Regions from separate parts of the Homo sapiens genome. Here regions 2 and 3 are each linked to region 1. Evidence: chromatin contacts called from ENCODE Hi-C or POLR2A ChIA-PET data. All regions are on one chromosome and are shown on one strand. The core of a region is the stretch at or near the end of the contact, and the rest is flanking DNA. Distances in the headings are between cores, read along the strand shown.

What was found. Hi-C counts contacts between places; a loop is a spot of excess contacts on that map. ChIA-PET counts read pairs that join two places held with the same protein, here RNA polymerase II (POLR2A). Pooled maps may share reads with other maps.
Region 2: a loop to region 1 is called in a map of ascending aorta, with 5 times the contacts of the local background. The contact joins the enhancer-like site here to the promoter of LINC01600 in region 1. A Hi-C loop is called at or near these places in 3 of 168 maps with a recorded cell type or tissue (aorta and ascending aorta) and 6 of 50 pooled maps.
Region 3: a loop to region 1 is called in a map of endothelial cell of umbilical vein, with 2.0 times the contacts of the local background. The contact joins the enhancer-like site here to the promoter of LINC01600 in region 1. A Hi-C loop is called at or near these places in 2 of 168 maps with a recorded cell type or tissue (aorta and endothelial cell of umbilical vein) and 4 of 50 pooled maps. POLR2A ChIA-PET finds 5 or more read pairs at or near these places in 1 of 52 experiments (PC-9).

Annotation. Positions count from the first base shown.
Region 1 is chr6:2,633,206-2,636,277 of GRCh38, forward strand. LINC01600 (long intergenic non-protein coding RNA 1600) reads right to left here and starts at 1,398. Exons shown (of 3, transcript NR_131168.1): 1 at 1,360-1,398; 2 at 400-587. It overlaps LINC02521 (long intergenic non-protein coding RNA 2521), which reads left to right and starts at 1,295. Exons shown (of 3, transcript NR_149119.1): 1 at 1,295-1,550.
Region 2 is chr6:1,893,700-1,896,771 of GRCh38, forward strand. All of the region lies in intron 7 of GMDS (GDP-mannose 4,6-dehydratase), which reads right to left. Among named protein-coding and RNA genes, the nearest start is that of FOXC1, 290 kb to the left of the region's middle. Within about 2 kb of position 1,457, at least 2 of the 41 ENCODE cell types and tissues checked have a DNase peak (open chromatin) inside an H3K27ac peak, as active enhancers do; they include ascending aorta, where a contact is called at or near this core.
Region 3 is chr6:1,916,153-1,919,224 of GRCh38, forward strand. The region is part of intron 7 of GMDS (GDP-mannose 4,6-dehydratase); the gene reads right to left. Among named protein-coding and RNA genes, the nearest start is that of FOXC1, 310 kb to the left of the region's middle. Within about 2 kb of position 1,644, at least 8 of the 41 ENCODE cell types and tissues checked have a DNase peak (open chromatin) inside an H3K27ac peak, as active enhancers do; they include PC-9 and endothelial cell of umbilical vein, where a contact is called at or near this core.

The DNA.
Region 1 (3,072 bases), core at 148-2,647:
CTCAGCAGGGTCCTTTTCATTGAGGGAAGCATTTTTCATATCCATAATTTGCCCCTTTCTCTAACCCAGGGTGCACGCTGCCGTGGCCCTTGGTGACAATGTCCCCTGTGGCCTTCCTCCAAAGCTTGCTCCAGCAAGCTCTGACATGGTGTCCTCCCTCCCCTTCTGGGCTGCGGCTTCTCCAACCTCCCCCAGCTCCTGCAGACAGAGGAGAAACAGCAAGTCACAAGATAAGACAAAGACCCTCTAGGCCAGGCCACTCCTCGCTGCCACTCTGGGACAGCAAGGCAAAACGCAGACGGCCCCAGCTCTGGACGCCTCTCCTCCTCTGGACCCTAACCCTAACCCTAAGCCACTGGAACACTCACGGGAGAAAGCTGGACCTGCTTTGAGGCTCACCTCCCTGCATGCACATCCATCCGGCTTCTCTCAAGAAGCAACCTGGTGTCTGAGAGCCGTTGAGTCTTCATCCCAGCTCTGGTATTTCTCTCATGTGGCCACATAACCTTGAATGTCTGACCTTCAATTTCTTCATCTGTACAGTGGTGAAGATGATCCCCACTTTGCTAGGTTGTTGTGAGCATTACCTAAAAGAAAATAGGTGCTATGGCGGCATGTTTGTTGAGCTAGGAGGACTCGGAACAAAATTAGCTTCTGCACCGGCTGTGCTGGAGCCAGGCAGGCCGCTCCGGTGTGGCCCTGTTTTTCCTGGTTTGTGTCCCAGGAACCTGCCAACCCTCATTGTCCCGGATTTTCCCTTTGACTCCAAAAGCCGTGTCTTTCTTATCAAGCCTCTTTATTTTTGTTATTATCCCGTCAACATACTCCCCTCTGATTCGCCCCCACTAATGACTCGCGCCCTTTCCAAAGTCCCAGCACACCGCGCTTATAATCTCTTTCAGCTGTCCTTAAAAAGGTTCTATTTGTCCCCTCCGCCCCGCTCAGGGGCGCCCGGACTCTGGGGCCCGGCCTTCGCGGGCTCCCGGGTTCCTCCCATCGCTTCCCTCACAGTCCTGGCCGCAGGGCAGCGGGTTTCGCACGGGAGGGAAGGTTTGGATGGCTAACGCCCAGGGTTGGTCTTCCCTGTGTCTTTTATGGGAACACGTTCCTGCCTGCGCCCCACGGGACAGAGCCGTTTTCCCGCCCCGCCACGCCGCGCCCGCAGGCCCCGCTGCCCGCAGCCTCTTCCCGACGCCCCAGGCCGTGCGCCCCCCCGAACCGGGCCCACCGCGTGCTGTGCGGGGCTTCCGCGCCTGCGCACGAACGCTTCTGCGAGCTTTCTCGGAAGCAGCTGGGGGGCGGGGAATCTGCTGAGGAACGGCGCTTTATAAATCAAAAGATAATAATAACAGAGCTTACGGTGAGCACCGGAGGCTGGAAACGGGGTGGCATCCGCTCGGGGCGGGGCGGCGTCGCCAGCGAATGACAACACTGCCCCCTGGTGGCCGATGCGGCCAGGCCCGAGAGAGCGCAGGCCGGGTGCGAGCCAGGCTTCCTCACCACGCGGCTTCCCCACTCATCCCATAGAAACCGTAACTGAGCAAATGACGGTAAGTCCCCAGGAAGCGTTAAGGCCAGGAAGCAGCACAGGAGAAAAACCCGAATCCCATTTTTTTAGAGTAGGGATTTATTTGTTGTCCCCAGATAGCAAGCTGAATTTCTGAATAGTTCAGAGCTCACAAAAGAAGCCAAGACCTTTCAGGGCATTTTATAATGTTGCTTTTTATAAACAAAATATTGAAACCACTACTATCACTGTCACTGGGGGATTACTGTTGAGCAGAAATGCTTGTGAAACTCCCAAAAGAAAGGGTCGTTTGTGCTTCTTTGGCATTAAGTAAAAATGTCCTGTTTGGTGTGTACACGTTTTCATATTTAATTATTCACACTGTGCACTTTATATATAAACTCAGCACTTAGGTTCTCTGTGAGCCAGAAACCTGGCTTCTGTGCTCATCCATAGACCCAGTGAGAGTGTAGAAGCCAAGCCTGGTGGAGCCTGTGTCTACCAGGGCATTGCAGTAAAGCTTCTACCACTCACTGTAAATACCTCCCATCGAGGCTGAGGAAAAGTTGTAGCATACTTGGAAATTGGGGTGGAGTATTGTCATCCAAAAAGGCATATTTCTTTTGGTGTTTTCCATACCCGGCTGTGTCATTGTGAAGCCTCAGCTCTCCCAATCTCCCCATAAACTGGAGGAATCCTAGTGTTTCCTGTCCTGCCACATTATGTGTGGGGAAGATTTTTTTTTTTTTTTTTGAGACAGAGTTTCACTCTTGTTACCCAGGCTGGAGTGCAATGGCGCGACCTTGGCTCACTGCAACCTCTGCTTCCTGGGTTCAAGCGATTCTTCTGCCTCAGCCTCTGGAGTACGGAGCTGGGATTACAGGCACCCGCCACCATGCCCGACTATTTTTTGTATTTTTTAGTAGAGACCGGGTTTCACCATGTTGGCCAGGCTGGTCTCAAACTCCTGACCTCAGGTGATCCACCCGCCTCGGCCTCCCAAAATGCAGAAAGAGTCTTAAGATGGATTTTTAGTAAGTACTTCAAGCGGCTTTATGAAAGCTACCGTCAGTAAAGTAGAAAACTATATATGCACATATTTAGATATGGAGCTCCCACGGAGGAAGTGCTCTGACAGGTCAAATCTGCCCCCAAAATAAGTTGATAGAACTTCAAGGAAGCATGAAAGCGGCCTTGCTGTGCATTTCATTTTATGGAGCGTAAGTGCCTAATAAATGAATGTGTGGGTCTGAAGAAAGTGATATTTTCTAATGAAGTTATAAGTGTCGCAGTCCGGAAAAGTAGAACCCAAACAAACACAAAAAGGAGCGTGCAAGGCCCACGCCGCGCTGCACAGACTCTCCCCACCTGGTGAATGCTGACCTGGGGCCAGGCCACAGGCAGGGAGAGAAAGGTCGCCGGCATGAACACCAGGTGACCCCGTGAAGTGTGTGCTTCTGAGAGCAGGGGTCCCCCAAGTGAAGTGGGCGATGGCCTCCACCACCTTGAGAGCTCGTCATCCACTGTTTTTAACACTGCCTTCTGTTTTGCTTTAGTTCTGCTAA
Region 2 (3,072 bases), core at 207-2,706, 740 kb before region 1:
GGCAGTGTGAATAAGGTGTATTGAAGCTACACTGGACTCGTGTGAAGGGCCGTTTATTCAGAGGGGGTGGAGGTGAAAGGAGAGAAATTAATGAACAGAAGAAATTAAATTAGCTCAACCACGCCTTTAAAAAATATACTGAAAAATAACCGACCTGCCATGAACCTTTTTACAAAAATGGAGACCTCTGGGTCTGTTCTTTGCCCAGCCCCGCTGGCAGGAGGCGCTCCTGAGTTAGATAAGAAAGAGCCTGGAGGGGCTGAGGAAAATCTGGTTTCTCTTACTGCAGCCAGAAGGATGGAAGGCACAGTTGGGAAAGTCAATATGCAGCTGAGAGACAAGAGGTCACCGGAACTGATGAAAATATTTAATTAACTAATCACAGAACACCTGACACAAAAATAAACATGTCTTTTCATCTTAGCTATCACATTTTTCTTCAACAAAATGAAATCACGACCTATCATGTTCTCAAAAAGTTATTGATCAATTTATGAGCCTAATGCTTTAATTGATTGCAATAATATTTTACTCACACTTCTAATCTGATCTTACTGCCACTCTAAGAAAAGCTATGGGGAATTCCAATGGAAGAATGATGGTGTAGTTACAAGCAAAAAGTCCTTTATACTAGACGTATATTTCATATTTTGTGTTATAGGTATTTATTTTATGTTTTATATTATAGGGGTATTTATTAGGACAGTGTTATGGAAAATTATTCCTTCCTTAAGTAACCACCTAATTTTAATATTAAAACATTTCATAATATTAAAACATTAAGAGAACAATAATGAATACTGGTATTAAATATCTTAAATGCTGTTTAGTGCTTTCTTTACAGTTTCAAAGTGAGAGCACCCGTTTATCTCATTTTCACCTAAATGTGTCTTATTACATAGAGAGTGAGATGTTATACCTATTTTTTAATTTCCACAATCAGATATCCAGTAAGGGAATAAATGTAAATCAAGTACCACAGGATATTTTGTCAAAAGCATTATAGAGAAATGGGATGGTAATACAATCATTTTTTTAAAAAATTCTGTTTTATACAAAAGACTGAGCTCCATGGAGTTTGGAGGTTAAATCTAAAAGTACTCTTAGGTATGGCCCCATTGTCTATAGACACTAAGATTAAAGCAACAGACATTTAGGAAATAGTTATTAGTTGAGGTACGGGATTTTACTTTATTACCTACTGAAAATCTTACCCTCAAAAATCACATCCCCTCAAAGTAAATTCCAGACAAAAGATGTTCTTTTTCCCCCTTTAGGGTCTACAATTTATCAACCGGTTGGATATCTTCTAGAATTACTTTATATTCCTTCCCATTTGAACACAGCACACTCTGAACCTGTTCAAAGGTCAGACAGGATTTAAGAGTCCTTATAAGGCATTGTTGTGGCAGGAGTTGGCACTTGGACTAACTTTATCCGATGGGCAACGAGTTTGGGGAGTGCCTGAGGGTGTGGTACCTGGCTTGCTTGCCCTTCATGATTTTTGATGACTGCCCAGCTAAACCTGCCTTCCGTCCACCATTTACTCATGATGTGACTCAGAACACTAGGGTTTCTTGGAAAGATGAACCGTTTCTCCGCTGCATTTTCTTTTAAACCTTTGTGTTATCTTCCTCTGGTCAAAATGAACTATAGTAAGCTTAACAAAACACTGCCAAGCTATCATGTGTAGTGGGGTCAGCCAAAAAACAGACTTCAGCTATGCATTGCCCACTAAGGTAACCAGTGACCACATATGACCATTTAAGATAATATCAATTAAAATGATACAATTAAAAACTGAGCTCTTCATGTGCATAGGCCACACTCAAGTGCTCAATACACATGTGTGGCCAGGGATACTGTATTGAACAGCACTGATAAAGAACATTTCTATCACTAAAGAATCTTTTATTGAACAGACGTGCTTTACATGATTATTCTTCCCACCTTCTATGTAAACTCTGGTCATTATCAAATAGAAATGTGTAACAAAATGAACATGCACGCCAGTTATGCCCTGTCAGTTTGAAACTAGTATCCTGCCCAATAGGTTTTGTACATAGTTCTCAGTTTACTCACCACTTGGCCCCTCTCTTTGTTTCTAACCAGAACCACCAGATACAGAGACAGATCCAGAGCTGACCTAAGTTTAAAACATAAAGCGGTGAAATATGCCATCAGCTTCTTCTCCTACTCCTTTCTTTCCCTATCCATTCTTCTACTCAACTATTACTTACCGAGCCACAGTGCAGGCACTGAAGCTACAAAGCTGAGTGATTCATCGTTCCTGACCTCCAGGAGCACAATCTAATGAAGAATATGGAAAAGGAAAAAGAGGAATTTCCTAAGGGCTCCAATAAAGGCACAAGCAGATTGGGGGAGCAGAGAGCTTGGCTTGAGGATGATTATGTAAGGGCTGGAGCTAAGGCAGAGTTTCTCAAACTTGGCACTACTGGCCTTTTAGCTTGGACCATTCATTGTTGCCCTGTGTATCGGAGGATGTTCAGCAGCATCCTCGGCCTCAACCCATTAGATATGTGCACTCCCCCTAAAAACTGTCGCCAGACATTGGAAACGTTCCCTGGGGGCAAGATTGCTGCCTTTAGAGAAGCACTGAGCTAAGGCCTTTGGGACATGTTTGTTTATTTACTCCATAACATTCTTGAGGAACTTACTGCAAACAAGTGGTGAGAATAACAAGAGGGAAGGACAAAGTCCTCACACGAAGGACCTCAAAGTCTGGCGGGAACTAGAGTGGACAAATGGGCAAAGGAGAAGGTGACTTCAGAACGTGGGGAAAGCATGTAAGAAAGTATAGACGACTGACAAATCCGGGGAATCTGACAGCGGGGAAGGGGGCTCGGTGCTGGGAGGAGAGGGGGTGTCAGGTGAGGGCCATGTGAGGCAGGACCCATGTGAGGCGGGAGCAGAGTCAGATCATGAAGGTGTTGGTGTGCTGCAGGGGTTGTATCAAAGTTAGATTTCATCGTGAAGAAATCTGAACAAAGGAATACATGGGCAGGATTACCTTCTGGATGGTGGTGTAGACTCTGTCCCATCAAAGTGTGA
Region 3 (3,072 bases), core at 394-2,893, 720 kb before region 1:
ATGATGTTTTTGCTACCCCATTCTAGACTGACAACATGGCTGTAGGGAAAGGAAGACCAGCAGCCACCTAGTTACAAGGTAGCACGCCCACAGTGACCAGCGCTGATGAAACGTGAGGGTGCAGCTGAAGGAAAATGGGGCGTCTGCCAGCTGCTCACCAGGCTCTATCAACCCTTCACGTGCGGGGGTGGGGGGCTGTTCATACTCAAGATGCCATTAGCGCAGATTCTCCAAAGTAAGAGTTTTCATATTGTATTCCTACCCCACAATCTGTGAAAGAAAGGGAGAGAGAGAGGAGATGAGCTGAAGGGAGGGGAAGGGAAAGGAGGGAAAGGGAAGAGGGAAAAAGAGAGGTAGGGATGAACAGAGGGAAAGGAGAGTGAAAGAAAGAGAGAGAGACGAAAAAGGGAGGGAGAGAAAGAGAGAGAGCCAATCGTGGCACAGTGACTTAGGAAGAATCCTACTGAAATGCTCAATAAAGCCAGTGTAATTTCTTTGAGCCCCACTGGACTGCTAACATTTGAGAGCACAATACCACGCGCAATTAAACAAGCAAACCCACAATTCATTAGGGATAATTTTAATAGATGACTCATTAGCCAGCCAGTTAATGATGCTTTGTTTTCCCAGAGGCCCAGGCAGATGCTTAACTACAATGAGGCTTCTACTGCCACTGACAAAAGGCAATGGAATCTAAACCACCCATGCCACGTCTTCAAGCTTCTTCAGGTTTTTTTTTTTTTGAAGATAAGGATCAAATGAAACGACTTCTGTTAAACTTGTATTTCCTGTACAGAATGGATATCTTCTTCAAATTATATGATTGTACAACTATTAAAGGACTGCTTAATGTAGAGGAAGTCTGTTTAGGACACAGGGACTGGCCTTTTCACATGTGGCTCCTCAGATGTTCTACAGTTTCCTTCACACTCAGTTCCTCACACTGGAGTGGTTTCACAGGATGATTAGAGGTATTAGGCCAGCAGTAGAGATGCTAGTTTATATGTAATACCTAGCGAGAGGAATACGTTTGCTACACAATCAACACTTGAAGTCACTAAAAAAAAATGACTTTAAAAATCTCACAAGAATGACTAAATATACCAAAAATCAGCCCAGAAACATGGCACAGTATCATGGTAAGTCACTGCACTGAGGAGTTGGCAGAGCAGGGCTGGAACCCACTGCCTGATACCAAGAGAAGACATCAAACAAGGGTTTCTCCTTTCAATGTCAGCCTTTTCCTATGAAAATGACAAAAAACAATCCGTGCTCTCCTAACCATGGTCAAATATGTGTTGGGAGAATCAAATACAAAGATGTAAATGACAAAGCACTACAGGAATAGAATAGGACAATCTTCCAGGGTTTAAAATAAGTTCTAGTGATAGATCTTTATATTTTATTTTCAAACTTGAAATTTGAGACCCAGGCAAAACCAGCAAGTAATTCTTGACTAAAGGACACACTGTAAGAAAAAGCACATGAAACTATGCAGCCCTTGAAATCCTCATCTCTGCCTTTTTCTGTTGAGACAAAGTAGGCGCAGCTCTGCTACCTTGAATGGGGTATCTGTATCCTGTGGACTTGGTGACAGAATGCCCCGAGAGGCAGGATGCCAGCCGAGTCACCTTCCTGGAATGCAACCTGTACCCTCCAACACAGGCACCCACAGACTATCGCTCTGCTCTGTGAGTCAGAAGCTGGAGGACGGACCCAAGAACAGGGATATGTCGTCTGAGCATGTGGGTGATGTGCGACCAGGGAGGAAATGAAATCACACTCACGAGGGACAGAAAATGGTACTGCAGAAGGCTTTTCTTTTCTTCTTACTGCACTGTTTCCACAGATATTCCCAGAGCCACTGTCAAATAAATACATAAGAATCTTTAAATTCTATATGTATTTAAAAATAAAGTCCTATTATTACAACATGACCTGCTTCTAATTTGCATGTGTTGGTGATGGGTACAGACTGAGAGAGAGGATAGAGAGGGGAGAAGAGAAGGGATGGGAGAGTGTGACGGTTTTCCATAATAATAGAGCCCTCCTTGGAACTCTGGCTCTCTAGAAGAATCCTCTAACAAATGAGATCCTTGAAAACTGAGAGGAAATAGAGTGATGATCACACAAAAAGGTTTCTGAATGAGCTGATGTCAATATCATCAAGTACTCCCATGGGTACTTGGTCTTATAAGCTAATGGTATATTAGTGATTTTTAAATATTATTTTGTAAAACAGGGCCAGTTTATCCTTCTGCCTTTCCATTTTTCTATCTGCTCAGATATTCTTCCTTTAAAAATAAGAATAAGGCCGGGCATGGTGGCTCATACCTATAATCCAGTCCTTTGGGGGGCCGAGGTGGACAGATCATTTGAGCTCTGGAGTTCAAGACCAGCCTGGGCAACATAGGGAGGCCTCATCTCTACTAAAAAGAAAAAAAAATTCAGCCGGGCATGGTGGTACATGCCTGTAGTCCCAGCTACTCAGGAGGCTGAGGTGGGAGGATCACTTGAGCCTGGGAGATCAAGGCTGCAGTGAGCCAAAATCATGCCACTGCACTCCAGTATGGGTGACAGAGTGAGACCTACCTCAAAATAAATAAGTAAATCAAAAGTAAAAATAAAGCTAGGAATAAAGTCTAATAATAGTAGAATCTAGAGATAATCAGGAAACTGGCCACTGTGTGAGAACATATAGACGTTACTTCCTTTCATTTATGATCTGCACTCAACCAGAAAGAAAGGTGCTTGCAAACATTTTGCTGATATCAAGTAAATCTAGCACAACTCAACCTAAGTGTGGTAAGATCATATTCTGGGGGCAATGTCTTGTGCTAGCTAAAGAAAGCATCTTTTAATAGTAAGAGAAATGGAACACATTTCATATATACAGATTTCATTTTTATAATTTTATAAAGAAATGATGGGCAGGGAGATCCAATTCAGGTATTTACTGGGCATCTGTTATGTGCCAGGCATGTTGGGAGGGATGATTAAAGATAAAGAGGGATAGGATCCAGGTCCTGCCTTCAAGGAGCTTCCCCAAGAGAGACCGACATGAGATAGCTA